2 separate regions of the Homo sapiens genome follow, and region 1 is linked to region 2. A link is a loop called in an ENCODE intact Hi-C map of the cell type or tissue named here. Cell type or tissue: dorsolateral prefrontal cortex. All regions are shown on one strand. Each heading gives the region's core, and the rest is flanking DNA. Links, peaks and the distances in the headings are about the cores only. Region 1 overlaps LOC107987043 (a long non-coding RNA gene). Region 2 overlaps VLDLR (very low density lipoprotein receptor).

What was found. Hi-C counts contacts between places; a loop is a spot of excess contacts. Peaks named below come from ENCODE experiments on the same cell type or tissue, not always from the same donor. Only the 100,000 strongest peaks of a DNase experiment are listed, where the experiment ranks them.
Region 1: it touches region 2 in a loop (8-fold over the local background); 3 of 110 quality-filtered maps call a loop at or near these places.

Annotation. Positions count from the first base shown.
Region 1 is chr9:2,220,103-2,236,164 of GRCh38, forward strand. LOC107987043 (a long non-coding RNA gene) reads right to left here. Exons shown (of 5, transcript XR_007061395.1): 2 at 10,479-10,586. It also overlaps the pseudogene RN7SL592P. Among named protein-coding and RNA genes, the nearest start is that of SMARCA2, 210 kb to the left of the region's middle. In dorsolateral prefrontal cortex, for the core only: a CTCF peak has its summit at 8,201 (motif pointing right); a DNase peak (open chromatin) is centred at 8,169; H3K27ac peaks cover 984 bases.
Region 2 is chr9:2,657,883-2,673,944 of GRCh38, forward strand. It overlaps VLDLR (very low density lipoprotein receptor), which reads left to right. Exons shown (of 19, transcript NM_003383.5): 19 at 1-2,174. LOC105375957 (a long non-coding RNA gene) reads right to left here. Exons shown (of 3, transcript XR_929436.3): 1 at 10,056-16,062; 2 at 7,087-7,193. Among named protein-coding and RNA genes, the nearest start is that of VLDLR-AS1, 44 kb to the left of the region's middle. In dorsolateral prefrontal cortex, for the core only: a CTCF peak has its summit at 4,800; a DNase peak (open chromatin) is centred at 4,799; H3K27ac peaks cover 1,867 bases.

The DNA of each region.
Region 1 (16,062 bases), core at 5,036-13,035, 430 kb before region 2:
CAAAATTGAGAGGATGGTACAGAGATTTCCCATCTACTCCCCACTGCCCCTCCACATAAACAGCCTGCCTCATTATCAACATCTTCCATCAGAGTGGTATATTTGTCACAGTTCATGAACCTACACTGACACGTCATTATTACTCAAAGTCCATAGCTTTCGTTAGGGTTCATTCTTGTGGTAGTTTTCACAAATGTATAATGACATATATCCACCATTATAATATCATACGGAATAATTTCAGGGGACTTCCACCCTGGAAGTCCTCCATACTTTGCTAATTAATTTCTCTTTCCCTCATAATCCCAGGCAACCACTGATCTTTTTACTTTCTTCATAGTTTGCCTTTTCCAGAGTGCCATACGGTTGGAATCATACAGTATGTAGCCTTTTTAGACTGGTTTCTTTCACTTAATAATACACACTAAGTTTCCTCCATGTCTTTTCTTGGCTCGATAGCTCATTTCTTTTAGCACCAACTATCCCATTCTCTAGACGGACCATGATTTATTTATCCATACATCTACTGAAGGACATCTTGGTTGCTTCCAAGTTATGGCAATTATAAATAAAGCTGCTATAAACACCCACGCACATGTTTTTGTGTGGACATAGTTTTCAACTCCTTTGGGTAAATCCAAGGAGCACAGTTGCTGGGTTTTATGATAAGAATATGTTTACTTTTGTAAGTAACTGCAAACTGTCTTCCAAAGTGGTTATACTGTTTTATATTTCCACCGACAATGAATGGGAATTCCTGTTGTTCCACATCCTTGTCTGCATTTGGGGTTGTCAGTGTTCTAGAGTTTGGCCACTCTAATAGTTGGGTAGTGGTATCTCAATGTTATTTTAATCTGTATTCCCCTGATGTCATAAGATATGGAGCATCTTTTCATGTGCTTATTTGCCATCTGCATATCTTCTTCAGCGAGATGTCTGTTAAGGTCTTTGGCTCATATTATTTTTATCAAATTGGTTTCTTATTGTTGAGCTTTAATAGTTCTTTGTATGTTTTAGATAACAGTTCTTTATCAGACATGTCTTTTGCAAATATTTTCTCCCAGTCAGTGGCTTGTCTTCTCATTCTTTTGACAGTCATTCACAGAGCAGAAGCTTTTAATTTTAATGAAGTTCAGTTGGTCAATTTTTTTTTCATATGTTGTGTCTTTGGTGTTATATCTAAAAAGTCAAATCCAAATCCAAGGTCATGTTGATTTTTTCTTATGTTATCTTCCAGTAGTTTCATTGTTTTGTTTTACATTTAGGCCTATGATCTTTTTTTTTTTTTTTTTTTTGGCCATACTGACCAAGGTAATTTATAGATTCAATGCCATTCCCATCAAGCTACCAATGACTTTCTTCACAGAATTGGAAAAAACTACTTTAAAGTTCATATGGAACCAAAAAAGAGCCTGCATTGCCAAGTCAATCCTAAGCCAAAAGAACAAAGCTGTAGGCATCACGCTACCTGACTTCAAATTATATTACAAGGCTACAGTAACCAAAACGGCATGGTACTGTTACCAAAACAGAGATATAGACCAATGGAACAGAAAAGAGCCCTCAGAAATAATGCCACACATCTACAACCATCTGATCTTTGACAAACCTGACAAAAACAAGAAATGGGGAAAGGATTCCCTATTTAATAAATGGTGCTGGGAAAACTGGCTAGCCATATGGAGAAAGCTGAAACTGGATCCCTTCCTTACACCTTATACAAAAATTAATTCAAGATGGATTAAAGACTTAAATGGTAGACCTAAAACCATAAAAACTCTAGAAGAAAACCTAGGCAATACCATTCAGGACATAGGAATGGGCAAGGACTTCATGTCTAAAACACCAAAAGCAATGGCAACAAAAGCCAGAATTGACAAATGGGATCTCATTAAACTAAAGAGCTTCTGCACAACAAAAGAAACTACCATCGGAGTGAACAGGCAACCTACAGAATGGGAGAAAATTTTTGCAATCTACTCATCTGACAAAGGGCTAATATCCAGAATCTACAATGAACTCAAACAAATTTACAAGAAAAAAACAAACAACCCCATCAAAAAGTGGGTAAAGGATATGAACAGACACTTCTCAAAAGAAGACATTTATGCAGCCAACAGACAGATGAAAAAATGCTCATCTTCACTGGCCATCAGAAAAATGCAAATCAAAACCACAATGAGATACCATCTCACACCAGTTAGAATGGCAATCATTAAAAAGTCCGGAAACAACAGGTGCTGGAGAGGATGTGGAGAAATAGGAACACTTTTACACTGTTGGTGGGACCGTAAACTAGTTCAACCATTGTGGAAGTCAGTGTGGCGATTCCTCAGGGATCTAGAACTAGAAATACCATTTGACCCAGCAATCCCATTACTGGGTATATACCCAAAGGATTATAAATCATGCTGCTATAAAGACACATGCACATGTATGTTTATTGTGGCACTATTCACAATAGCAAAGACTTGGAACCAACCCAAATGTCCAACAATGATAGACTGGATTAAGCAAATGTGACACATATACACCATGGAATACTATGCAGCCATAAAAAATGATGAGTTCATGTCCTTTGTAGGGACATGGATGAAATTGGAAAACATCACTCTCAGCAAACTATCACAAGGACAAAAAACCAAATACCACATGTTCTCACTCATAGGTGGGAACTGAACAATGAGAACACATGGACACAGGAAGGGGAGCATCACACACCGGGGCCTGTTGTTGGGTGGGGGGATGGGGGAGGGATAGCATTAGGAGATATACCTAATGTTAAATGACGAGTTAATGGGTGCAGCACACCAACATGGCACATGTATACATATGTAACTAACCTGCACGTTGTGCACATGTACCCTAAAACTTAAAGTATTTAAAAAAAAAAAAAAAGAAATACCTGAGCTGGGTAATTTATAAAGAAGGGAGGTTTAATTGGCTCATGGTTCTGCAGGCTGTGCAGGAAGCACAGTGCTGGCATGTGTTTGGTTTCTGGAGAGGCCTCAGGAAGCTTACAATCATGGCGGAAGGCAAACGGGGAGCAGGCATGTCACATGGCCAGAGCAGGAGTGAGAAACAGAGATGGGGGAGGCGCCACACACTTTTAAACAACCAGATCTTGTGAGAATTCACTATTGTGAGGACAGTAGCTGAGGGATGGTACTAGTAACCATTCATGAGAAATCCACCCCCATGATCCAATCACCTCCCACCAGGCCCCACGTCCAACATTGGGAATTACATTTTAACATGAGATTTGAGTGGGGACACACATCCAAACTATATCACTGTTTACTGAGAGGTTTTTTTAATTTACAAATCATGAATGAATGTTGGATTTTGTCTAATGTTTTTTCTGTGTCTGTTGATATTTTATGCAATTTAAAAAATTTAGCCTGTGATGCAATGGATTGCATTAATTGATTTTCAAATGTTGAGCCAGCCTTGCATACCTGGAATAAATCCCACTTGGTTATGATGTATAATTCTTTTTATACATTGTTGGATTCAATTTGCCAAGATTTTGTTGAGGACTTTTGCATCTGTATTTAAGAGAGATATTGGTCTGTAGTTTTATTTTCTTGTAGTATCATTGTCTGGTTTTAGTATTAGAGCAATGCTGGCCTCATAGAATAAGTTAGAAAATATTCCCTTTGCTTCTATCTTCTAAAAGAGATTGCATTAAATTGGTATAGTTTCCTTAAATGTTTAATAGAATTCAGCAGTGAACCCTGATGGGCCTGGTGCTTTCTGTTTTGGAAGGTTATTAATTATTGATTCAATTTATGTAACAGATATAGAACTATTAAAGTTGTCTTTATCTTCCTGTATGCATTTTGGCATATTATATCTTTTAAATAATTGGTCTACTTTATCTAATCTATCACATCTGTGGACATAAAGTTATTTGTAGTAGCCCTTTATTTTCCTTGTAGTGGCCATTGAATCTGTAGTGATGGCCCCTATTTCATCTCTGATATTAATAATCTTTATTGTCTCTTTAGTTAGTTTGGCAAGAGGCTTTTTTATTTCATTGATCCTTTCATTCAAACAATCAGCTTTTTGTTTTGTTGATTTTTTCCTATTGACTTCCTGTTTTCAATTGTATTGATTTCTGCTCTAATTTTTATTATTTCTTTTCTTCTACTTACTTTGAATTTAATATTTTTGAGACAGGCTCTAACCCAGGCTGGAGTGCAGTGGCATCATCATGGCTCACTGCAGCCTCAAACTCCCGGGTTCAAGCAATCCTCTTACCTCAGCCTCCCGAGTAACAGTGACTACAGGCCTATGCCACCACACCCGGCTAATTTTTTATTTTCTGTAGAGATGGGGCTTCACCATGTTGCCCAGGCTGGTCTTGAACTCCTGGGCTTGAGCTATCCTCCTGTCTTGGTCTCCCAAAGTGCTGTGATTACAGATGTGAGGCACCGCTACTTTGAATTTAATTTGCTCTTCTTTTTTCTAGTTGCTAAGGTGGAAACTTTGATTCTTGATTTTAGATCTTTCTTCTTTTCTAGCATGTGCATTCAATGCTATACATTTTCCCCTAAACACTGCTTTTATTGCATCTCAAAAATTTTGAGGCCGGGTGCGGTGGCTCACGCCTGTAATCCCAGCACTTTGGGAGGCCGAGGCGGGTGGATCATGAGGTCAGGAGATCGAGACCATCCTGGCTAACAAGGTGAAACCCCGTCTCTACTAAAAATACAAAAAATTAGCCGGGCGTGGTGGTGGGCGCCTGTAGTCCCAGCTACTCGGGAGGCTGAGGCAGGAGAATGGCGTGAACCCGGGAGGCGGAGCTTGCAGTGAGCCGAGATCACGCCACTGCACTCCAGCCTGGGCGACAGAGCAAGACTCCGTCTCAAAAAAAAAAAAAAAAAAAAATTTTTGAAAAGTTGTATTTTAATTTCCTTTTATTCAAAATATTTTAAAATTTCTCTTGAGATATTTTTGACCCATATGTTTTTCAGAAATGTTTTATGTAATCTCCAAATATTTCAAAACTTGTGTGCTATTTTTCTCTAATTGATTTATAGTTTATTTTTACTGGGGTCCAAGTGGAGACATTGCATGATTTCTATTATTTACAATTTGTTAAGGCATATTTTATGGTCCAGAATATGGCCTATTTTGGTGATTGTTTTACGTGAGCTTGAAAAGAATGTGTATTCTGCTTATGTTAGAGGGAATGGTCAATAATGTCAATTATATCCAGCTGATTGATGGTGCTATTGAGATCAGCTCTGTCCTCACTGATTTTCTGCCTGCAGGATCTGGTCATTTCTGGTAGAGGGGTGTTGAAGCCTCCAACTATAAAAGCGGATTCATTTATTTCTCCTTGCATTTCTATCAGTTTATGCCTCATATATTAATATTTTGACACTCTGTTGTTAGGAGCACACACATTAAAGATTATAATATTAACTTTTCTTGGAAAATGAGCCCCTTTCTCATGATATAATGTTCATCTTTAACTCTAATAACTTTCCTTGCTCTGAAGTCTGCTCTGTCTGAAATTAATGTAGGTGCTTCTGCTTTTTTTTGATTAGTGACAGCCATGACATATCTTTCTCCATGTATTTACATTTAATTTATATGTGTTTTTATATTATAAAGTGGGTTTCTTGCAGACTACATGTAGTTGGGTTTGATCCGTTCCAATAATTTTTGTCTTTTAATTGGTGTATTAAGTCCATTGCCATTCAAAGGCTTTATTGATATAGTTGGATTGTTATCTACCATGTTTGTTAATATTTCCTATTCGTTGCCTTTCTTCTTTGCTCCGATTTTGTCTTCCACTTTTTGTCTGCCTTTTGTGGTTTTAATTGAGCATTTTAAATAATTCAATATTCTCTTCTTTTAAAAAACATTTTAATTATACTTTTTATACATTTTTAGTGATTTTATACTTCTTTTTACACATTTTTATAAAATATTTATAATGAATCCAAGTTCATACTGAAATAAAATTATACCACTTCATAAGTAGTATACCTGAAGTGAGTATACTATAATATACTAAATAATAAATAATAAAAGTTATAATAAAAAATACTAATAGAAAAAATATCACCCGAATACAGTTTGGGTAAACTTTATGGAAATGTAACACATACAGAAAAGTCATACTTGAAAATTTAGCCCCATACATTTTCACCCGATGAACACACCCAGTGCTCAAATCAAAACTCCCCCACCCCTTTCCAGTGACTATACCACCTCCCAAAGGGAATGGCCACTATTTTGATTTCTAACACATAAGTGCATTTTTATTTTTAAAAACTCCTGCAATTCACTTAAACCATGATTCCCCAGTCTCCTTCCCACAATGAGTTTGGTGTGTTTTTTCTCATTCATTTTTTAAATAACATGTACATACAACGTAAGTTATCTACCTGTGGAAATGTATAGTTTTGCTTTCTGAATACATTGTAACTTTTACATTTATTTATGTACAATTTGGTTTCCTGCCTCTGCCAATATCTGCACCTCGTTTTCTCCCCGGCAGCCATACGTGTTCCGTAAACGTGGTAAATAAATGAACGAGTATGCCAGGTGCTGGGGCTATAGAAGCGTACAACACAAACACGTTCACTGCCCCCACCCTCTTCTGGTTTATAGAATGTGATTGACCAGAAATTTGTCCTAAAACCTCTCCGAATGTCCTAAAGTAAAGTCCTACAGCTACAATCTTCGTCCTTCCCTGAGACATCCCATACCTCAGCGAGCTCTTCTTGCTGGCTGACTCCCTTCCTGGGCTAATAAAGGGGCGCCTGCTCAACTTCCCCATGCTTCCCACCCACCTTCACTGAGCTTAGCCCCTCTGTGTATAAATATTGTCCTTCTACCTTCATTCTACAAAGCTCAGCATGTCTCCTAGAACTAGCTAATAACACAAATGCGGTGAATAGGATTTTGTGCTTGAGAGTTAGAAGACACGGGTTCAAGTCCTAAAGCTTTCACTCTCTGGGTAACCCTTGGCAAATCACTCCACCTGTCTGGTGTAAGTTTTTATGTCTATCAAATGAAGGGGATGAACTGAAAAGCTCTAGGGCTCCTTGTAGCTCTAATATTCTGTGATTTTTATGATGAAAACTACCAACACGTAAGTGCAGACAGCTTATTTTTCTACAGATAGCCTAAGTCCCAGTGATCATTTGTTTCTCCTAGGGGAGGCTTAACACTTCTGAATCTCTGTTTGGCTTCTTCATTACACAGGTCTGTCTCACCCTAGCCCTCTACTTTGATAAGGCAGACTGCAAGTGGCAATAGTGGAAGGCAGACAAACAGTTCTTCAGGAAGGTTGACATGGATGATCAATACTATCCTTGTAAAAATGCCAGCAAGTTTGAACACTTCTTTAAAAAACATCTTCCTTCAGAAAATTGTCTTTTGAAACACCATGACCTGATTTTCAGGGAAGGACTGATTACAAAGCCTGGGGTTTCTTGCCAAGGCAGTGAGTTTTTGACTCCCACTGGATGATTAAAGACTAAGGGAAAAGCAAAACAACAAGTGCCTCACATCCCTACTGATTGCATCATGCTGGGTTGAGATCCATGGAAACTGAACTGCTATCTAGACAACAGGCTGGCCAATCAGCACGCACGTGGGATCAGCTGACCATGGGGACCCTGATTTCATAAAAACACCACTTGGCACCTGGCAACACAAGTGCCCCCTGTTCTGAGCCATTCCAGTGTGTCTGGATCTGCTCTAGTTCTACGTATGAGGACTAACTCTCTAGGAGTGGGACTGGCTTGGTCTCAACTCTATTTACTCGCTGAGACAACAAAGACCCTCCGGACTTTGGAGACTGAAAACATGGGTCATATCATCTTCTCTGGGCCATTTTGAAGTTCATCTGTAAATCACTGTCTAATTTTATTCTAACAAAAACATTGAAATTAGCCATTATTGGCCCCGTTTTACATATGAGGAAATTTAAGCCACTTGTCCAATGTCATTGGACTAGGGCAGAGCAGAATTAGTTTTCATTGCACATCTTAGGCATCTTAGCCTCAAGTTACACTAAAGAAAGCTTCCAGGGACTGCAGTCTCCCCTTCCCCTGACCCCTAAATATTAGAAAATTTAGGGTACATAAAGTTTATCATTCAGGCTGGCCTCCGTGGGCCCCTCAGTTCCCCTTATCTGTTAGTGAGCAGGAAAGAGGCCCATTGGGTACCCCTGGGGGGCGCCAAACCATCAGGTCCTGTGGGCTTTGCACAAGAAACAAAACACATGGTAAAAGCACTTCCTCTGACCCTTCTTCAAAACAAAGGAAGTGATAAAGTTGGAAAGACTTGGCTTTGAGTGGCCCTGAGCATGAGGCAGAAGCACACCTGGAAGTGGTTTCTGGGGAAGGAGTTCAGGGAAGAAGAAAGAGTGGAGAGTGAATTTTTTGTGTGTGTTGTCAGGGGACATCATTTTGTTCCAGAGTCTAGCACTGGCCTAGTGCATAGTAAGGAGAATGGGATAAACCAATAAATCAACGTGCAAACACATGTACTGATACTATGGGAGAAGTACCTTGAAAGACACTGTCGGTTTCTCCTCATCCTCAACATGGCTCTATCATTTACTAATATGCTCAAGCACCCTTACCCTCAGACACACACTATAAATTAATTCTTCACTCAACATTGCACTCACCTGGAGCTACCTTTCTCTTCACCATTAATCTTTTGGGAAACAGTAGTTTACATCTCTAGTTTCTTAGCATCACCCACTTCCTCTTTAACCTTATGAAGTATTATTTACTCTATTAGAACAGCACTGAGTCTTATCATTTTTCCATTCCCAGCACTGGGCACATATCTGAAGATAGGGAGGGTTTGTTTGTTTGCTTTGAGACAGGGTCTTGCTCTGTCACCCAGGCTGGAGTGCAGTGGCACAATCCCGGCTCACTGCAGCCTTGACCTCCTAAGCTTAAGCAATCCCCCTGCCTCAGCTTCCTGAGTAGCTGGGACTACAGGCATGCACCAACATGCCCAGCTAAATTTTGTATTTTTAGTGGAAACAGGGTTTTTCCATGTTGTGTAGGCTGGTCTCAAACTCCTAGGCTCAAGCAATCCCCCTGCCTTGGCCTCCCAAATGCTGGGATTACAGGCATAAGCCACCTCACCCAGCTAAGAGAGAGTCCTTGCTTTGACAGTTCCTACATTTTCTAAGTGTGTTCCTCCTGCCCCACACAGGAACTAGACACCCCTTTGTAATTTCCTCTATATTGTTGCATCCGGATAGGACTAGAAAGCATTTTCTTTTTCGCATGAAGCCAGCTGTCTCCCTGCCCCATTCCTCCACCTGAACTAATTTGTTAGCTTATGGGAGACGCATTATCACAGGTATTAGGGAAATGCTAGCTAGAAAAACTGGAAGGTCTACTAGGGACTGACATTGTGACCACAGTGCTATTTTAAGCCACTGGAGTACAATGGTGGTATCTGTAGGAACTGAAACTATTTGTTCAAAGGAAAAAAGCATTTAGTGACTGTTCTATTTGTATATTCTATGACTTGTGAACATTAAACCAAAGAAAACAAGGTTAAGGAACACTGTTGCCCTGCTAGACATCCTCTACCTTGCTTAGACCACCAAATTGTAAAAACCACACATACTTTGCATTCATTCTTGAACCCTCCACAGTTTGTGTCGAAGGTTCTCAGCTTAGCGAATCAAATCCAAAGCAATCGCCAATCAATTATTTACTAAGTGATAGCTTTTTCCAGAGAATCCTATTTTCTATCCCGAGGCCTAGCAAGGCAAAGGAAGCATGACCTTCCTAAGAGGGAGATTTGAAACTCCTCTCAAAGGAAAAACCTGCTGATTAAAATAAAGTCCAAAATCTTATTCCAGTGGAAAAGCATTTAGCTAAATGACTTAGATAGAGGCCTGAAGCATGAGTACTTTCTTTGTCATGTATGGATTCATTGTCACCCTCTGCTTGGCTTAGCTGGAGGGTGAGATGACCTCCACAATTTAGGAAGGGCAAAATTCTTCAATATCAGACCAAACCCAATACAGGTTTGCCGAAAGCAGGAGTTTCTTCTTTTCCCACACCTCTGAAACAATGACTCATATCTGGAGACACCAAGGGGTAGCTTCTGGGAGAGGCATTATAGCAATTTCTGTTAACCCCCAGCCTCTAAAATCTGCTCTGAATAAGCATATAAGCCAAATACAGCATGCTGGCCATGTAACTGTAGTTTCAAGTTTCCTAATTTTATCTAACAAACAGGTTGCCACTTCTAAAACTCTCTTACACAGAAATTCCAGAGGGTCTCACTGCTTTAGAGGTAGCAAAAAAAAATCATGTCCAAAAATCCGTAGTGTTGTAGAATAGATCCAAAAGAAATTTTAGACGTCACTGATGTTAGCCCCTACTTTTATGGTGATGATTCTAACCTAGAACCTATTTGGTTCACTAACCTGGAGAGGGCACCAAAAGGAAGTTGATCATTTGTCTTACCTTCTGCCAGTTTTTTTTCATAAGTAGTACTGTGTAGTCTTAAGTGAACAATCTCTGTGTTAGAGTGCCAGGATTTGAAGCTCCTCCCTTCTGCTAATTATGTAACCCCTGTAATAAAGTGAAATAATAAAATGAGTTAGTTGTTTAAGCACACTGTTGAGTGCTTAAAAATGTCTGGTATACAGTGAATGCTCATAGGATACTAGCTAATTGATCCCTCAAAGGGCTGTTTCTAGGATTACGAGATGACACCTACCAAAGTTTCAGCATAGTACCTGGCATATCATGCTCAATGAATGTGTTCTTACAGCCTTACAGCAAGGGTGGGAGATAGCTTGCTAGAGCTCAGGCCATTTATTGATTAGGGAGGCTGTAGTACTGAAGACTTTTATTTCAAAGTGAGGATATTTTGATATTTGGAAGTACTCTTGTAATTTAGCTAATATTGAACATAGAATGATTAACAGAAAAGCTTTGAACTACTGCTTTCTTTCTAAAGCATGTTTAAGGGAATTCCACAATATCTGTTATCCACGCTTTTGCTTAGTTGGGGAATCTGGACCAGAACTATCTCTTTGGCCACATTTGTTAGAAATTATTACTATTTAAGAAGGATTGAAATATTCCTACCAGAGCCCAGAGTTTGGCTTTTAGTGCTCAATGAATATCTTTATGTTTAGTAAACTCCATATAACTCCCAAACACAGTGAGAGGCTCACATTCCACTGTCTCCCCCTGGGTGTTGTTTAAGTATGTAGTGGACTGACTGAGGTTGAGCTGACAGTTCAAAACAAGGTTTTGGAGCTCAGAGCAGGGCAAACAAGGCCAGAAGTGCCTTCCTGATGGGACTTCTCTTTTGGTGGGCTTCATGATACACAGGCCATTTAAATGTCATGCTTATAGCTATCAGTCTCAGTGAAAAGAAAGCTCCTCTCTCAAGATTCCAGTAAAATTCCCATAACCCAGTTTCATTGGCCTGGCGTAGTCATGTGTCCATCCCTAATCCATGTGTCTGTGACCAGGCTGGGGTCAGAGTTTGGATAAATTACTCTGGCCAGATTGAGTCATGTCCTCACCCTTGAATCTGGAAGCATCAGTTAGTCCCATCCAAACCACATGAACAGAAGGAGGAGGAAGGAGGATACCCCAAGCAAAATCTGGGTACTATTACCAAAAGAAAGGGCTGCGAATACTGAATAGGTAAAATTAACAGCTACCCACTCCACCTGACTCTATCACTACTCACTCTAGGATCATGAATGAGCCATTGATCTTTTTGGGATGTAGTTTTGTCATCTATAAGATGAGAGATTTGGGCTAATAAGATCAGGGCTTCTCAAATTTTAAAATGTCTTAGAACCCTCTGAAGGCCTTGCTAAAACAGTTTCTTAGACCCCGCCCCCAGAGATTCTGATTCAGTAGGTCTGGAGTGGGGCCCAAGGATTTGGCTTTCTATCAAGTACCCAGATGATATTGCTGCTGCTGACACACGGACCACACTTAGAATAACACTGAGCAGCTACTGGCACACAATAATGCTTTGAGCAATTAAAAGTCTTCATTCTGAAGCTCAAGCTAGAGATTCTGCTTCTGTCCCCACTGTAAGAAGAGCAACATAAACCCCTGACAGAAACACAAGAATGGCAGCTGTGAATTCTCAACTCAGGCCCCATCACTGGAGATACTAAGTCATATCCATGACTCTAGTAGTTACTCATTTGAGGTAGGTCACAATGGCTAGATTGGGTGAGGCTGGACTAGGAAAGTCCTCTGACTTCTCAATTCTAGAGCTCCTGGGGACTCTGTCTTCCTGATTCATGCTTGTCCTCATTCAAATCTCTGCCGAGGCAGCTCTGAGGATATGAAGGTTCCACAGGGAAGCAGAGGGCTTTTTGGTTAAGAACACAGACTTTGGTGACAGGTAGACCTGGACTCTACTGCTTATTCGTTCACTCACTAAAGACTGTGTAACCTTAGGCCAGGCATGGTGACTCACGCCTGTAATCCCAGCACTTTGGGAGGCCGAGGCGGGTGGATCAACTGGGCTTGGGAGTTCAAGACCAGCCTGACCAACATGAAGAAACCCCGTCTCTACTAAAAATACAAAACTAGCTGGGCGTGGTGGTGGGTGCCTGTAATCCCAGCTACTTGGGAGGCTGAGGCAGGAGAAATGCTTGAACCTGGGAGGTGGAGGTTGCAGTGAGCCAAGATTGCGCCATTGCACTCCAGCCTGGGCAACAAGAGCGAAACTCCATCTCAAAAACAAAAACAAACAAACAAACAAAAAACACAAAAAAACACTGTATAACTTTGAGCAGATTACTTAATCTCTCTGTCCCTTAGTTGCAAAATTGGGTGTATTTAGAATGTGCCTCATGGAGTTATTGTAGAGATTAAAATAAAGGAGGTTATGCATAGGTGAAGGATTTATCACAGTACTTGGCACAGATAAACTCAATCAATGCTATTAACACTGTAAGTTTAGGTCCAGGATGCCCCTGCACACTACACAGCTGAACATCATTTAACAAGGTGTACTAGCATCCATCCCTGATTATTAACAGCTTCTCAGTTAGGAATGCCCTGTTCCTCTGCTCTGACATCTGTGTTTTCTCAAGGTATCTGGGTATGTTCTGGGGTCAAATGTGTTTGTAAAATGCTGGGTAAATGGATGTTTTCTTGACTGTAGGACTTTTTAGAGTCTTTACTGTGGTAATTCAAATTAAGAATCTCCAAAAGGGCTATTTGGTATTTGGTGGTTCCCAAACCTCGTGGACCATGGAACCCTTTTGTACACATGTTAACATTTTTTGACATTCTGCATGCAAAATGCAGACTTGGAAACTCTGCCCTGGAGCAAAACTCTATCCAAAAGTCTCCAGTATGCTGATGAACAGGCATATTCAGAGATGTCCTACAGGTCCTGTGAATCAATACTGTGACTATGGAGATAAGTAATACGTCATGTTTAGCTAGGTAGTAGTTGCCATACATTCTAATGGATGAGGATGGAGGATAAAAGCTATATTTTGGCAATAATTTAGAAAATCATTTTCAACTAGAAGAGATAAACGTTTTGAAATTGAGGTGCTCATGTTCTAGTCTGTGCTCTGTTGTGATTCAAGGAGAGGGGTAGGAGTTGGGGAAGTAGTGTGTGAATGTCCTGTTCTCAATAGAAGGAGAGCGTGGAAGAGTGTTAGTGGGAACAGGTAACACTTTATGTAAGAGTAGGGGAGGGCAGCAGTACCTCAGGCGGGCTTGGGCTCAGGTAACAGCTCTCATTGCTGATACCTGTTGTGGGTACTTGCGGCATTACCAGGAGGTTTTTATGCCCTACAAAATAATTTTAGAGCGTTCTAGGTCAACAGCCAACCTTAAGTGTGGTGAAGATTATACCAGATTTATCTGTCACAAAAATGTGATCCTGGTGATTAAATCAGGAGAGAAAGTGGCTGCCCTTCTTAGAATAGCACCTAATGCAACTGGGATCTCTGAAAAATGAAACGTAGCTGATGCTTGGGCCAGTTACTCTGATTTGAAGAGTCTCTAGCTCAGCGAAGCTGCTATGTCAGCATACCTTCGTGAGATTATATGTGATTTGCTGAACTCTCTCAATAATATAAAATCAATTAAATTAAAACAACTGATACCACCATCACAACTTTTTGTTCCATACTTCATAGGTCTGGCTGTCTTACATAATTAGGAGGAGCTGAACTTTAAGGAGACCTTGAGTATGGGAAACAGGCTGCTGGTGTTGAGGTGCTCATCATTAAAAAATAAACAAGTTGGTCTTACTGCCAGCAGCAAGACTGTGACTCCCCCGCCTCTCCCTGCTTCTCAGGCTCAACCAGCTCAAACCAGCTGGCCTGTGTCATCTCTCTATTAGCGTAGGGCTTGAAAGCTCCACCACAGATGGACTCAAGATTGGGGGATCTGCCACTTATATTTGCTGAAATGCATTACGCACATTTTTGAGAGTGTGGCACATGAGGTTGCTGCCTTTTAATTGCAAGGAGTGGCAAGGGTTTTTAAGGCAGCTGGCATGTCTCATGGGAGCCTCTGCCAAGGGAGCCTCCTACAGCAAACTTCATTTACCCCAAGGCTGAGGCGACTCATGTGGCTCTTTATTAAGTCATTCTTTCAGCTGCCCCCTTCTCTCTGTGTCTGGCTTTCCTCAGGCTCTTAGATGTACTCAAAAGCCTGCCAATGCTAAACTGGGCTGGGCATAGACTGACTTGCCTCCCTTCTGCAGCAGGGGCTGTTGGTAACTGGATCAGCGTGGCAGGTTGTCCTCACAGCTGGGGAAATCTTCAGCTCTCCTGCACCCAGTGTGCTGACGGCAGGTTCAGCTCAATGCATTCTCATTTCATTTCTGTGTGTCACTAAATGAGAGTCTTAAAAGTTGCTGCCATGGGGCTTATAGCAGAAGAAGGGGTGAGGGCAGGAGAGCATACAAATACTGGGATGGTGGGGAGAAAAGCGGCAGCCCTGCTCTTCTGTATTACGGCAGGATTTGCCAGAGACAAACCAGAGAGAAGGTGGGAACTCGCCATTTCAGATGAGGGCTTAAGGTGACAGAGTTGGTTAAGAATGACATTGGCATGAATAAGGCCCTGGGTCTGCTGAGTGCTCTGCCTCCCTCACTGTTCAATACCCATGTTCAGCTCCTCTTTCCACCGGCTAGCATGTAATTGGAATCAGGAATCTGTGAGCTCAGCGGCCCACTGAGGAGCCCACAGGTCCTTCCCTCAAAGTGTCTACTCTGAATAAAGGACCCAGCACTGACCAACTGGTGTCAGTGGACAAATGCACAGAGCACAACTGTGACAACGTTGAGATACTGCAGCAGCGCTGCGGTTATATACCATAGCACTGAAGATGCATTGGTGATTCCTAAACCAAAAGACAGTCCTGAACTGCAACTGCCTATTCCATATAATACTCACTGTGTCTGAATATTTGTTACTTGATCCCTATCTGTAAGCTTGTCCACCTCTTCTCCTTTCTGGGGACAAGAATTTACATGTAGTGGAAACCACCAATAAGATGTATCGGCAGGAAGGCTGTCCATGGGATCTCACTGAGACCAGAATGAGTGTCGTACTTATCTTTGGGCTCCATGTGTTAAGGGTAGCAATTGGATTCTAGGGGACTAAAAAATATTTGTTAAGTGGCATCAGATCACCATTATCTTTCATCTGTGTAGCACCTTTCTACTTTTATAAATCAGCTTTGTTGTTGTTGTTAGAGATAGGATCTTGCCCTGTCGCCCCAGGCTGGAGTGCAGTGGCACGATCATAGCTCACCACAGCCTACAACTCCTGGGCCCAAGTGATCTTCCCACCTCAGCCTCCAGAGTAGCTGGGACTACAGGCACACACCATCGTGCCTGGTTAATTTTTTAATTTTTTTTTTGGTAGAGATGAGAGCCTCACTATGTTGCCCAGGCTTGTCTCAGTCTCAAACTCCAGACTCAAATGATTCTCCCACCTTGGCCTCCCAAAGTGCTGGGATTACAGGCGTGAACCACTGTGCCCAGCCAAAGACACAGCTTTATATGTTTATTCTTACTGGAAGCCTT
Region 2 (16,062 bases), core at 470-8,469:
AACTACTCGAGTAAATATCCTAACAAGTATGATTTTTCTTGGGAAAACTAAAAATTGTACATCCATGCTTCAGCCATATCATGGGCCTAAACTATGAGAGTTCAGAAATATATAAAAGTACAAAAATCTTCAAAGGTACTTATTTCCAAATATGGAGGGAATGAATCTGAAGAGGGAACAATGGCGTTTTTCGAACTTATTTCTCTCTAATCCAGCCTGGAGGATTTTTAGCCGAAACAGTTGCATGTGAAGGATTATCAGCCATCTTTGCATATCCCTTTCACATCTACCTTCACACAGGAAAGCTGAATGCATTTTACCAGTGAGGCTCTAGATATGAAACTTAGGGATCCATAGATAAATAAGCTACTAACAAACTGATAACAGTGGTGTTCCATCTCTCTATCATGTCTCCTGAGTCCGTTTCACGTTTTTGAGCCTGGCTAATGAGAAAAAGAACAAAGTAGGACCATGACCCAGTGTTCTCCTGTAAATCTCACTGTAAAAATCTCAATGCAAAAACACTGAGACAGGAGTGAGACCAGCTGCGGGTGGGGAGTTTGTGCTCCGCAGGTTACCTCATGGCATATCAAAAATGGCTTTTTTCTTCACTGCGCTCAAGGAAAAAGTCAGATGGGTGACAAGGTGGTTCTGTTTAGAAGCAGCAGGCAATGTAGTTAACAGCATAGACTTCCGTGTCTTGTGTGTGGTACCTTGGGCAAGTTACTAACTCCCTCTGTAAAGTAGAGACGATGGGGACTGTCTCACTGTGACAAGGTAAGATTTAAGTGAGATGCACACAAAAAGCTCAGCACAGTGTCTGGCATCTAATATGTGCAGGGCAGATGTCACTACTGAATATCACATCAATGCTAGGGCTGTATTTACTGTCACACACAGGCACCGGTAAGTGACTTTACCGGTGAAAGTCACAGGTACCTTTATCTATGATGAATGTAATGTGTTAGATGGTGACCGAAGTGTTCTCCACTACACCTGTCTGAAGAGATCTAAGTCTGATATTTAAGGAGTGATAGCATCTTGCATACTTAAGAAGGCTTAAAAGACTGCATGGTTTAAACCCTAGAAACATAAATGGAATGTTTCTGCCTCAGTTCTTTTGACTACCTCCTAGGACATGGAAACAAATATTTGGGAGCCTGCATAGTCTTTAGATGGCTGCCAAAGCACTTAAAATCTCCTTTAAATTCTTACCATATGCTTACTTTTGTACTAAGTAAGTGCTCCCAAGTCTTTTACTTGCTCTTCACAGCAACCCTAATAGGTATCTCCATTTTACATAGGTAAAAACTGAGGCTACAAACAATCTATGGTTCCAAATCCTATGTGCTTACTGCCGTCTTCTCTTAGAAGGGGATGCAGTACTGTACAAAGATTGAGCTGGATGTCGCATTGCATGTTTGCTGAGTCCTCCTCATTGCTGATGTTAGGATCCTTCAACAGTTTCTCAGATGCCAGCTATGGCTGGCATCCAGTATGGTGGTGTAATGGAAGTGTACTACTAGCACTACTACATCAGGTCAGCACAGATTAACTCAGTTACGTGTTATACCTTCAAGACGCTAGACATTCCAGAATTATTTTCCTTGGCCATCCAAGTGAAGTAGAAGTAGATTGTTGGATTGCAAAGAAAATGATAAAGATTCCCTAAAGGAATTTATAAGCAGGCAACTTCATTCCTATGTATAAGATATTGGGAGAAAACAAACTGTACCACAACAAATCTTAAGTTTCAAGGCTCTCCTATAGGGAGAAACATGGCCAAAAAGACAGGAAGAACTGTGGCTTGTAACTCAATGATGCTATAACTCCAGCACTGGATCTTAAGTATTCTGGAATATACCAGATTGGTAGAACTACCAGACTTGGGTATTTCTCAGTTAACACACATGCAAGGAGGAAGAGAGTTTTTTTGAACAAAATGACTGGCTTTGACAAAACTATCTTGCTCTTTTTAAATGTCACTTGATACTAGAATGCGATTTAAAAGCATGTAATGCCTCAGGAGTCCGGCATATACAACCAAATTATCATGCTCAGGATCTTCAGAATTCTAAAGGCACATGTTAGAATGCAGAGTCCTGATGACCTGTCAATAAACTTTTTTTTACTAATGAACTGTACATTTAAATAAAAGTTTATTTTTGGGATAATTGTGAGCCTTTCCTTTCTCTAGAGACCTTTTATAAAAGCTTTTACTCAAATCTTTTTCCTTTTCTCAACTGAATCACTGAAGATGACTCAGTCACCCCTTTCTAGGAACAAGTAGGGCCACCCAGGTCTGGACACTTCAGGCTGAAAAACTGAGAGATGGTCCCTTTCTTGCCATATTTAGTACAGTTAGTGCCTCACCATGGACAGCCAGTATATTATCCTCTCAAATTTCCCCTCTCTACCCTTCCCATGAAAAAGACAGAAGTCAAAGCTACTGTTACTTAGTTAGGAATGTTAGCCTAGCACTTCCTTCTTGTAGGTGACTGAGAACAGGCCACACCTGGCTAAAGGGGGGCATATCCCAGGGCGGCAGGACAGGAAAGGACATTACAAGTAAAATCATTTTGATGCTGTCTCCTCGTTAGTTCTTAGATGGTCTGTGTTGAAATTCGTTTATAAGGCTAAAACTTTTGTGAGTCGTAGATATATTCCACCTAAAACTTTTCTAAGCAATGGCCCCAGTTGTTCGAATTAGTTGGGCACTAAACCTTGAAATTGACTCAGAGGATCCAAAAGAGTAGGAGAAAAATAAGTAAATCGAAGGAAAGAGAAACAGTCAAAAAAATATTTTAAAGCTCAACAGTGAGTCTGTAATAAGTGAGATATTGCATTTTGTTTGAGATGTTGATCTCACCAGCTTTGCAGTGAGGTGGATACAAGTTTGGATGTTTTTCCACTACTTAATCAGCTGTGGCCACAAGTAAGTTGCTTACCATCCAAGCTTATGTCCTCTTCTGAAAATCACAACACCTACTTTCATAGTTCTCATAAAAGAGAGAGGCAACACGTGTAAAGTGCTTCATTCAAACAACAGCTCTTTCCCTCTCTAGCACCAAAAAATAAATAAATAAATAAATCATGATTCATCTTTTTTAAAGTAAAAATCCTTATGTCTATTCGGAGATCTGATTTTGATCTGTACTCTTGTATTAAAATTCCATTTGCAAGTATTCCTTGTTAAATCTCCCCTTGAAATGCTAGCATTTGGTGATCTTTTTTTACTCAAAAAAATTAAAATGATTAATCATGCTGCACCTATTAGGTTTGCAGAAAGCCTCGTGTGTGACCCTCTGCTGATTAAAGAACACGGATGATTGGTTTAAGTTCACCAATTATTCAGAAATGTATTTTTAATTAGTGGGGGTAAGAAGACAGACTATACCTCATACCACTCCAGAAGATATAGCACACTCTTTGGATTTATCAAACTCAGCAAATATGATTGGCCCGCAATCTAGGAAATGTGAAATGCTAGATTTTAGGCATGAACATTTAATGTTATAGTGTTCAATTCAGAGGCATTTCTTGCCTACTGGTTTTGAGGGCAGAGAGTATATTTTATACCCTTAGTCATTGTTTATGTTGTCTTAAATTTACTCACTTACATGTGAGATTTGCTGATTTGTTCTTTAAAGATTTGTCCTTTAAAGTTTCAGGGAAATTTGCCTTTTGACCTGACCCCAAACAAGTAGCCCTGTGGTTTGCTAAGCAGGACTTCTAAATGCTGGAAGATAATTTTAAATAACTAGATAGCAACTGGCATTCCTCCTCAGACCTCAAGGGACTTAAAGTAACAGTTTCTAAAAGGTTCCAGAACAGTTTTATAATTGGCACATCCTAGAAGAAACATCAGTTACGGGGAAGCACACACATTTCTTAAACTTTTAACAAAATTGAGGAAGGATATATGGATCAGCCACATCAGAAGGTATCCCTCCTTATAGCCGCACATAGACATCCCCTATATGTGCTGTCTTTACTTCATTCATTTGTTTAGTGCCTGCTATGTACCAGGTATTGTTCTGGATTCTGGGGAACCAGAGAGAACATGAGAGGCCAGAGCCCCATCCTTCATGGTGCTCATTCTAGCTGGGAGTTAGGCACTGAACAGACATTTATATGTTAGGCAGTGATAAAATCTATAAAGATAAACAAAACAGAGTAAGGGACTAGAGAATAGCAGAATGTGCTATTTTAGATAAAGTGGTCAGGGAAGCTCTCCAAAGAGAGGATTTAGCAGACAACCTGGTGGAAATGTGTTATGAGCCCACTGAGGCATAGTAAAGACTGAAGCCATGAATAATGAATAATGAATCCTGAGGCATGAGCATGCCTGATTCCTCTAAGAAGAAGCAAGGTGGCCTTGGTAGCAGGAGGTGGCAGAGGCAGAGTGGGAGGAGAGAAAGGAAGAGGACCAAGTGATGTCAATTTCAAGAGCTGTGGTTGGGACTCAGTTTTTTTTTAAGTGACAGAACTTTTTTAGTGGGCTTGGGGCGATAGAATGACATCCAGTTTTAAAAGGCTCACACTGGCTGCTTTGTCTGGAATGGGCGGCTGGGAGGCAAGGGTGAAAACGGAGATATATTAGAAGACTCTGGTAGTGGTCCTGGTAGATGGACACGATGTGAGCTAAGCCAGTGGGGATGAAAGAAAGCTCTACTCCAGATTCGGTCCATCACAGGGGGTGTGTGCACAGGCTATCTCCCCAGAGTACGGGGAATTCAGCCTGTAGATGGTCCCTTAATCCAGGAGAATCTCACCAGTTCCTAGCTCAGCTGTGCCCTCTGCCTGTGGGATATCTGTTTGGCTGCCTCCCTGATTGGGCAGGGATGATAGGCTCAACACCAGGAAGGCTGGAAGAAAACAAGGCTGCGTGGAACGCAGGAGAAAAGCCATGCCTCTCCTCTCTAACCAAAAGAATTCAGGATTCAGAAGAAAAGAAGAGCCCAGAGCACGAATTCCAGCCCCCGAAAAGTTCAAAGGCTTCAACCATTCAAAGGAAGTTCTTTTCTACCTTCAGTGTAAAGGCCTTCCAAGGGACATATTTTGGCAGCATCATTTTAATATGGAGTTCCATACTAGCTCTTGAGTAATGGTCTCTGGAGGAATGTTTGTATGAATGGCATCATTTTTAAAAAATATGATGGCTTTAGGCAGGGTCCAGCATATCCTATCTATCCAACTGCTTTATATTTTCCCTGTTACCTGTCTGGTCTCTAAAAATATTGGAGAACTATCAAAACTACTTTCCCTAAGACATTTTAGAATCCTGGTATTTCTGAGTTAAAAGGAACCCAAAGGTCATTGAGTCTCTGATAGTTGTCTGATACAGGAGGCAACAGGCCCCATTGAGGAAGCAGAAAGTGGCCACCTAACATTACCAGGAAGGAGACCTCATTCAGCAATGTCTTAAGTCACCCACAGAGTAAGAATTGCTCTCATAGTAAGCCTGTAAATTCAACAATAACTTGTGACTCTTTAAGATAAAAAAAACAAACAAACAAAAACAAAACAAAAAAAAACAGGAATGGATGCTGTTTGGGAAAACAAAGCCTCCTAAAGCCAAAACTTTCAGGAAAGGATTCTTTGTATGTTAGGAAGTAAGGTGAGTCTCTGAAATGCATCCATGCATGTCACAGAAGCCAAATAGTAACAAACAGCTTATGAAACAGAAAGCAGCCTCTTCCCAGACATTAGCCCCAGTGCCTATTTCCATTCAGAAAACAAGGCCAACCTCCCATATGTCAGGATCCACTAACCTCCGGGGAGGACTATGCTGAGAACAGAGACTACGTGCCATTCTCCCTCTCTTCTCCCTCCCCTGCAGCAGGCAATGTGTTCCCAGTACTCTGTGAACTGTCTCTATTATGAGACAGATAATATTTCAGTGGGCCTACTTAATATTTTTAGTTCACCAAAAGTGGCACGCCGGTCTGTATGCAACTTCCAGTCTCTCAGAAATCCAGCGAAATGGGGGTGGAAAAAGATTATCTAAAACCAAAACCAACTGTAGCTTCTTTTGCCTTGGTAGGAGGGCTAGGGATGCCCCTGGGAAGGGAAATTTCTCTATAGCTACAAGGGAAGGAAAATCTGGATCTGCCAAAGGAGGTCCTGAGCCAAGTTTGGAAAGTAGGCTACAGATGGCTGCATTGCTCTGTATTCTGCAGAGAGAAAAGTCAAGTCAGGGATGAGGAAGTAGCTGTGAAGCAGCAGGGTGGAAAAGAGGGCAGAGGCACACGGTGTGCCGTGGAAATTTGGAGCTCAAGGTGACAAACAAGAATATCCAATATGCAATTTTGGATGGCTTACATTTTTGGCACTGTAAGCCCTATCACCTCCCTGATCCTTCAGTAATGTCTGTGGCACACACTAACACGTTGTGGGAGTGGCTTTTGATGAAAATCATAGATAGGAGCCCAGTCCTAGACCTGGGTTGATATGGCAACAGAACAGAGAAGGAACTTTCAGAACAATTTGTTAACTGAACGAATTAAGTCACTGAAGAGCTTAGAGTCAGAAAACATAAGCAACCCAGGGACTCTTAGAACTCTGGCTGGGACACTGGACTTTCTGCAGGATGTGGAATGGAAGTTCAACCCTGTATTATCTGGATATTCAAGGGCAGAATGACTCCAGATGATGTCACAAGCTATTAAATGTGTTAGATGGGATCAGGTGGCTTTTAAATACTATACACCCAGCATTTTGCTAGTCAGGATACAGAACTAAGTATAGCAATGGCTTGTAGGATCTTGGAATATCTTGAACTATGGAATCATCTTTCCAAAGTGTGAATATGACCATGTCACTCCCTATCTAAGATGACTTCTTGATGCCTACAGAATGAAGGCCAAGGTCCCTAGATTCAGGCTCAAGATCACCATGGCCTGACCCTGGAGCCTGCTGCTCAGCCCCGCTATGCCCTGCAGTTCCCCAGCCCAACTCAGTAATGCCCAACTCTTTGCAACCACTCCCCTCTCCCCTTCTCCTTTACTGCTGTTTCCTGTACAAGGCTGTGCCTTTGCTCCTCCTCTTCCCTCTGCCTGAAGTGCCCTTCTGGCCTTTACTTACCCGGCTCTTATTCTTCCAGGTCTGGGCTCAGATGTCTCTTCTTCCAGGAAGCCATTCCTGTTGTCCCAGTTTGGGTCATGAGTCTCTTGTATATCCAGCATATAATTCTACAATAACATGTATAACATCAGGTTGAGATTATGTATATGTATATAACTTCTTGACTGAATGAAACACAAGCTTCTTTTATATAAGAATTTAGTCTTTGCAATCTTTGTGCCTTGAGTACGTAGCACAAAGTTGAATGCTTTTTAAGTGCTCAAATACTGGATTGTAAAACTAAATTGATCCCATGATTGCAAACCATAGATTATTTTGTAAATAAGCATCCCAGTATTTAGGCCTCCAAGTAACCACTGTCTCTTGAAAGAAGTTTTCGTAAGAGGTTGTTTGCCTATCCCGGTGATTTCCTACTCAGCACACAAGTTACAGGTCCTATTGTGGATTTATATTCAGGGAGCACAAAGCTGATTTTTGCATACATATTGTTATAAAAAAAAAAAACCCTTACATCTTTGAAGGTAGACTTAAGATTTTGAAACAGCAAAATCGTTGCACTTTCCATCAGGGAACATAGTAATTGTCATGCTGGTTAATGCCCTTTTGAGACCCTCCATAGCTGTCCTAATGAGGAAGTCCTACAGATCGTATGTAGAGCTAATAACATTGATATGGTTTGGCTGTTTCTCTACCCAAATCTCATCTTGTAGCTCCCATAATTCCCATGTGTTGTGGGAGGGACCAGGTGGAAGATAATTGAATCACGAGGGTGGGTCTTTCCCATGCTGTTCTCCCGATTGTGAATAAGTCTCACGAGATCTGATAGTTTTAAAAACAGGAGTTTCCATGCACAATCTCTTTTTGCTTGCCACCATCTGTGTAAGATGTGACTTGCTCCTTCTTGCCTCCCGGCATAATTGTGAGGCCTCCCCAGCCATGTGGAGCTGTAAGTCAATTAAACCTCTTTTTCTTCCCAGTCTTGAGTATGTATTTATCAGCAGCATGAAAACAGACTAATAGAGCAAATTGGTACCAGTAGAGTGAGGTGCTGCTGAAAAAATACCAGAAAATGTGGAAGTGAATTTGGAGCTGGGTAGCAGGCAGAGTTTGGAACCATTTGGAGGGCTCAGAAGAAGATAGGAAAATGTGGGAGAGTTTGGAACTTCCTAGAGACTTGTTGAATGGCTTTGACCAAAATGTTGATAGTGATACGGACAGTGAAATCCAGGTTGAGGTGGTCTCAGACAGAGATGAGGAACTTCTTGGGAACTAGAGTAAAGGTGACTCTTGCCATATTTCAGCAAATACACTGGTGGCATTTTGCCCTGCCCAAGAGATTTGTGGAACTTTGAACTTGTTTCTTGAGGAATCATTACTCTGATAGACACAAAAACAATTCCTCCTATCCCCCACCAAAGCAGCCCACAAAGATATCTCCATCTCCTGAGCTTTCAGAGAGTGTGCTGTCTGGCAAGAGAGATGATTTAGAGTATCTGGTAGAAAAAATTTCTAAGCAGCAAAGCGTTCAAAGAGGTGACTTGGGTGCTGTTAAAGGCATTCAGATTTAAAGGGGAAACAAAGCATAAAAGTTCCAAAAATTTGCTGCCTGACAATGCAACAGAAAGGAAAATTCCATTTTCTGAGGAGAAATTCAAGCTGCCTGCAGAAATCTGCCTAAGTAACAAGGAGCCAAATGTTAGTCATCAATCCAATGGGGTAAATGTTTCCAGGGCATGTCAGAGACCTTTGCAGCAGCCGCCCCCACCCCGCCCCCGGCCGCTGCCATCACAGGCCCAGAGGCTTAGAGGGAGAAAATGATTTTGTGGCCCAGGCCCAGGGTCCCTCTGCTGTATGCAGTCTAGGAACTTGGTCCCCTGCAACCCAGCTGCTCCAACTATGACTAAAAGGAGTCAAGGTACACCTTGGGCTTTTGCTTCAGAGGATGGAAGCCCCAAGCCTTGGCAGCTTCTACATGGTGTTGAGCCTGCACATGCATAGAAGTCAATAACTGGGGTTTGGAAACCTCTGCCTAAATTTTGAGCATGTATGCAAATGCCTGGATGTCCAGGCAGAAGTTTGCTGCAAGGGTGGGGAGCTCATGGAGAACCTCTGCTAGGGAAGTGCGGAAGGGAAATGTAGGGTCAGAGCCCCCACACAGAGTCCCTACTGGGGCATCACCTACTGGAGCTGTGAGAAGAGGGCCACCATCCTCCAGACGCTAGAATGGTAGATCTTCCAACAACTTGCACTGTGTGCCTGGAAAAGCCACAGACATGCAACACCAGCCCACGAAAGCAGTCAGGAATGGAGCTATACCCTGCAAAGCCACAGGGGCAGAGCTGCTCAAGGCTGTGGGAGCCTGCCTCTTGCATCAGCGTGACCTAGATGTGAAACACCGAGTTAAAGGAGATCATTTTGGAGCTTTAAGATTTGACTGCCCACTGGATTTTGGATTTGCATGGAGCCTGTAGCCCCTTTGTTTTGGTCAATTTCTCCCATTTGGGATGGCTGTATTTACCTAATGCCTGTACCCCCATTGTATGTAGGAAGTAACTAACTTGCTTTTATTTTACAGAGTCATAGGCAGAAGGGACTTGCTTTGTCTCAGATGAGACTTTGGACTATGGACTTTTGAGTTAATGATGAAATGACTTAAGACTTTGGGGGACTTTTGGGAAGGCATGATTGGTTTTGAAATGTGAAGACATGAAATTTGGGAGGGGCCAGGGGTGGAATGATATGGTTTGGCTCTGTGTCACCACCCAAATCTCATCTTGTAGCTCCCATAATTCCCACATGTTGTGGAAGGGACCTGGTGGGAGATAATTTAATCATGGGGATAGGTCTTTCTCATGCTGTTCTCATGATAGTGAATAAGTCTCACAAGATCTGATGGTTTCAAAAATGGGAGCACATGCTCTCTTTTTGCCTACTGCCATCCATGTAAGACAAGACTTGCTTCTCCTTACCTTCTGATATGATTGTGAGGCCTCCCCAGCCACGTGGAACTGTAAGTCCATTAAACCTCCTTTTCTTCCCAGTCTCGGGTATGCCTTCATCAGCAGTGTGAAAATGGACTAATACAAGCAACATCTTCGAAAAAACACATAACCAGGGAAAGGAATTACATTGAAATGGTAACAGTCATCTAGGTTACTATACACTGGTGGGGTTATTTTTAAAGTTATCCTATAGCTTGATAATCACACCTGTTACTTAGTTTTTGTGTGTTTAGAATTGATGTGCCAACTAAGTACCTTAATTAAGCATTGCTTGATCCCACAGTCCTCATGGGTTCTTACCCTAGTTATCAGAGAGTTTAAAGTCAACATTTAAGCCTATGATTTATTAAGCATCTACTACAGGCACAAAAGGGTTCTGTGTACTCTGAAACAGATTATTGAGATGAAGTCCCTCTTATGTATAACAGTTTAATGGCAAAGCAAAGCTCAGTGGGTCCCAAATAAACATGCCAGACAGATAGCACACTCTCTGAAAGCTCAGGAGATAGAGATATCTTTGTGGGCTGCTTTGGTGGAGGACAGGAGGAATTATTTTTTGTGTCTATCAGAGTAATTGTTTTTCAAGAAACAAACCCCACTTTAAAAGCCCAATGAAACCAAAAGATCCTCCCAGAAAACATTTAAACTCATAAAATTTTACATTTAATTTCAGGAATTCCTGTATCTCCTGGTGTCTATGTATATGGGGATTCTAAAAAGGTCTATATCAGAAGTTAGAAACCTCTGTTTTATATACATTTAAATAAATTCACATTATCTATGCCTGTTCTCTTTTTTTTTCTAAAATCCCACACGTAAGTTCTCTGAGATACCATCAAAACAGAGTATTAATGGGTGGAAAAAATATCTTATTTAAAAGTAAAACATAGACATTTCTTTATGGAATTGTAACATTTGGAAACTTATCGACAAAATATTCAACTCCAGGAGTGTAATATTGGCTTACGCTATGAATATACCAAGTGTGTATATTTTGAATCTTGCAAACTAGGAATCACTTCATCACCATCTCCGTATTGTCCCTCTGGAGAGGCAGTATGCCATATGTAGAAGCATGAAAGCCAGAGTTAAGAGATTTGAGTTCTGATCTTAGTTTTGCCACTTACTTATTATAGTCGTGGTCAATTATCTTCCATCTCCATGCCTCCATTTCTGCATCCGTACAATGAGTGAATGATAAAATTTGACTTAGTTGCTTCACACAGTTGTTATGGGGACCAGACGGGATGACAGATGTATACGATCCAAATGTGAGCTTTTTTGTTTTGTTTTGTTTTTAAGGCACTTGAATAAAAGACATTTGCCATGGGTGCATTTTGCAGGTTCAATTTCCAGAAAGAAATTTTATTGAGGTTTGACATCACAGACTTTACAATGAAAATCACTGTGCAGAATGTTCTGTGTTTAAAATACCACCACCCCTGGTGACAATGCCAAGTCATTCAAACTAATGCCAAGTGAAAGCCATTCCCTAACAGTGTTTTTTCCCAACAACACTTTATTATATTAGAAATGTGCTTAGGCATTGTTTGGGTTGCAGTTCAGAAGGAAATGCTGAAAGATGCTTTCATAAAACTTATATTTGGGGAAATATTTTCATAAGCTGAAAAGGGCTTATAAAATATGATGGTTTCATATTATTATTTTTAGTTTAACTTACTAAACTTTTAAGTTGGCACTGGCCTGGCCTATCCTACCCTGAGAGCCAATGCAATAAAGTGAAACTCATTGAGATTGGCCATTGCAATCTGATAAATCGAATTTCAATATTGTTTAATAAAAATAATAAACAGTGTGGAATGAAATATGTTGGATATCATGCCCAGAACAGGAGACCATGTTTATTCAAAAGGACAAATCTCTGGTATCGAAGGAAGGTGGCAATATTACAGAGTTGTATTATGAATAGGTCCTTCAGATTTGTTTTGGTTTTTTTTTGAGATGGAGTCTTGCTCTGTCGCCCAGGCTGGAGTCAGTGGCACGATCTCAGCTCACTGCAACCTCCGTCTCCTGGGTTCAAGCAATTCTCCTGCCTCAGCCTCCTGAGTAGCTGGGACTACAGGTGCATGCCACCACATCTGGCTAATTTTTTTGTATTTTTATTAGAGATGGGGTTTCACCATACTGGTCAGGCTGGTCTTGAACTCCTGGCCTAGTGATCCACCTGCCTCAGCCTCCCAAAGTGCTGGGATTACAGTCGTGAGCCACCACGCCTGGCCCCAGTTTTCTTTCATGACTCTTTAAACCTAGAAAGAAAAGAAAATCTAAAATCGTCTTTAAAAAATTCTAGTCACTTAAAAATGCTGCAGTCTAACTCTGGTCTTGGCACTTCATAAAGTAAGTGTCAAGCCAGGTTGGATTTATTTAGCTGAATTAGAAACCTGAGGGAGCAGAATTAATTTTTCAGTGACAATGGTTGCAGCCCACTCATTGCCTCCCCATATAGAAAAATCTTTCAGACTATTCACAGTTTTCATCAAATGGGGTCACTTTCCCTTCTATGTAGGAAATTCCTTCCAGCCTGTGAAAGATTAAACAAAAGCTTTTTCTGCAGGAACTTTGGAAATTAGAATATAATGTTTTCCTGGGTGTTTATATTGCCCTCGCTGCCAACATATTTCCTGCCCATGGCTGCCAGGTTCATCTCTCCAAAACCCACTTTGCAAACATCATCTTTTTACCATAGAAACTATCTCAGGTTTCTGAGCAAAGTCGAAGCTCTTGAGCCTGGCATTCAAGGCCTTCCAAATGGCTTTGCTGGTAAATTCGACCAAATATTTAAGAAAGAAATAATACCACTATGACCTAATCTCTCCAGAAAATTGAAGAGAATAGAATCTTTCCCAACTCATTTTAAGAGATCAACGTTATGCTGATACCAAAACCAGATGAAGACATTACAAGAAAATAGATCAATATTCCTCATGAGCACAGACGAAAAAATTCTTAACAAAATATTATATTAGCAAATGAAATCCAGCAACACAGAAAATGGATAATACAACATGACCATATGGGGTTTATCTTAAGGATGCAGGGCTAGTGTAACAACTGAAACCCAATTAATGTAATTTGTGATATTAATAGATTACAAAAGAAACCAAGTGATCATCTCAGTAGGTACAGAAATAGCATTTGACAAAATACAGCATCTATTCCTAATAAAAAAATCTCAGCAAACTAGAAATCGAAGGGTACCTCCTCAACCTCACAAAAAGCGTTTACAAAATGTTTATAGCTAACATCACACTTAATAGCAGAAGACTGACTGACTGCTCTCACCCTAAGATCAGGAATAAGGCAAAGGTCTTTTCTTTCACCACTTCAATTCACTATTGTATTAGGGATTCTAGTCAATTCAATAATACAAGAAAAAAGAAATAAAATGCATCCAGATTGAAAGGAAGAAGTAAACTTTCTTTATTCACAAATGACATTATCAACTGTCCCGATAATGTTACAAAATCTATAAAAAAAGGTCCTAAACTTAATATGTGTTTAGCAGTTGCAGGATATAAATGCAGTGCACAAATATCAATTGTCTTTCTATAAACTAACAACAATCAGAACATGAAACTTAACAATACATTTGACATCATCAAAAATATAAAAACTTTAGGTATAAAGCTGACAAAAGACCTGAAGACCTGAACTTAAGAATGTAGCCTATTTTGATAAATGCTACATATGAATTGTAAGAGAATATGAACTCTGCTGTTGTTGGGTGGAGTGTTCTGCAAATGTCAATTAGGTCAAATTAGTTGATAGTGCTGTTCAAATTGTATATATTCTCACAGATTTTCTGTTTTTTCAGTTATTGAGAAAGGTATTGAAATCTCTAACTATAAATATGCATTGTCTATTGATTCTTGCAGTTCCATCAGTTTTTGTCCACATATTTAACACTCTACTCAGAAAAGTCCTGTTCTGTTTGGAGACTTCTCAAAGAATTTAAAATAGAATTACCGTTTGACCCAGCAATTCCATTTACCCACAGAAATATAAGTCGTTCTACCCTGAAGACACATGCACACCTATGTTCACTGCAGCACTATTCACAATAGCAAAGACGTGGAATCAACCCAGGTGGCCACCAAAAGTGGACTGGATAAAGAAAATGCAGTATGTATACACTAAAGAATACTACGCAACTATAAAAAAAATTGAGATCATAGTCTTTGCAGCAACGTGGATGGAGCCGGAGGCCACAATCCTAAGCAAATTAACGCAGGAACAGAAAACCAAATGCCGCATATTCTCACTTATATGTGGGAGTTAAACATTGAGTACACATGAACACAAAGAAGGGAACAATAGACGTCGGGGCCTAACTGAGGGTGAAGGATGGGAGAAGGGTGAGGACTGAAAAACAACCTATCGGATATTATTCTGCTTACCTGAGTGTCAAAATTATCTGTATACCAAATCCCTGCAACACACAATTTCCCCGTGTAACAAACCTGCACAGGTACCCCTTGAACGTAAAATAAAAGTTGGAAAGAAAAAAAAAAAAGAAAAATCCTGGTCCGTGCCTGACAATAATAGCTTGTGTGAAAGCGCATGCGCACACTCACACACACGCATGTGAGGGCACCTATCAATCGTTGTCACTTATAAATGCAAATGAAAATATTCCAAATAAAATGCTAGCAAATTAAATTCAAAGATACCATAAAGGGCATAATCCACCATAACCAAGTCATAATTATTGTGCTATGCTAGAAAAATTTAATATTAAGAAATCTAATATGGCACATCAATGGATCAAATAAGACAAACCTTATAATATAAAACGTCCAAAAGGCATTCTGTAAAATGGAATAAGCAATTTTAAATAAAAGCTCTCTGAAAACCAGGATTACAAAGACACTTCTTTAAAATGATAAAAATATACAGCACTTTTAAATCAATAGCCACTTTCATACTTAATGATAAAATACACCAGAAGCATTTCTTCTGAGAGCCTCAATAAAACAAAAACGCTGGGTTTGGCTGGGCATGGTGGCTCATGTCTGTAATCCCAGCACTTTGGGAGGCTGAGGCCAGTAGATCACAAGGTCGGGAGATCGAGACCATCCTGGCAAACCAGTGAAATCCCGTCTCTACTAAAAATACAAAAAATTAGCTGGGTGTGGTGGTGGGCACCTGTAGTCCCAGCTACTTGGGAGGCTGAGGCAGGAGAATCGCTTGAACCCGGGAGGCAGAGGTTGCAGTGAGCTGAGATCACACCACTGCACTCCAGCCTGGGTAACAGAGCAAGACTCTGTCTCAAAAAGAAAAAAAAAAATGGTTTTTTTCCCAAAGATATTTGCAACTTGCTCGCTTCCATTCTTCATGTTACATGTCCCCACTGGCCCCAGGGCTCTTGAATTTCCTCAGTTCATGCCAGAGGCAGTTGTTGCAGGTTACTCAATAGGGCTTGGTGTCATAGGGTTTATACCTCAGGGTCATAGGGCTTATACTTCACATCTAATTTGGCCAAATAATTATGGCAAAAGCTTCTGTGAGCCACATAGATTAAATGATGTAGAAAATAAAAAGTCAAAATTATTGGGAAAATAATTTCCTTATAGCTGCATCAAATGGGACAAACTTTTCTTATAACTGTTTGGTCTTATTTTCAGAGTTCTATTTCCTGGCCTGTCTTATTAACACATCCTTTGTCGTACAACTGAAATATCTATAGCAATAGGAATTATACAGTGAGAATATTTTTTGTTTTAATAAAATACTATTATATTATGCATATTTTATAGCCTGCATTTTTTCACTTAGCCATACATTGTGACCATTTTTCTACATAATGTATGTTTGGCTAAATTATTATTGTATAGGTTACATAATATGTCATGATATAGCCCTCCCACCATCTACTTAACCTTGTCCCTATTTATAAGCATTTGATTTTGCCTCAGATTTTTCTAAAGTTGGGTTTTTAAAGCATATTCCCACC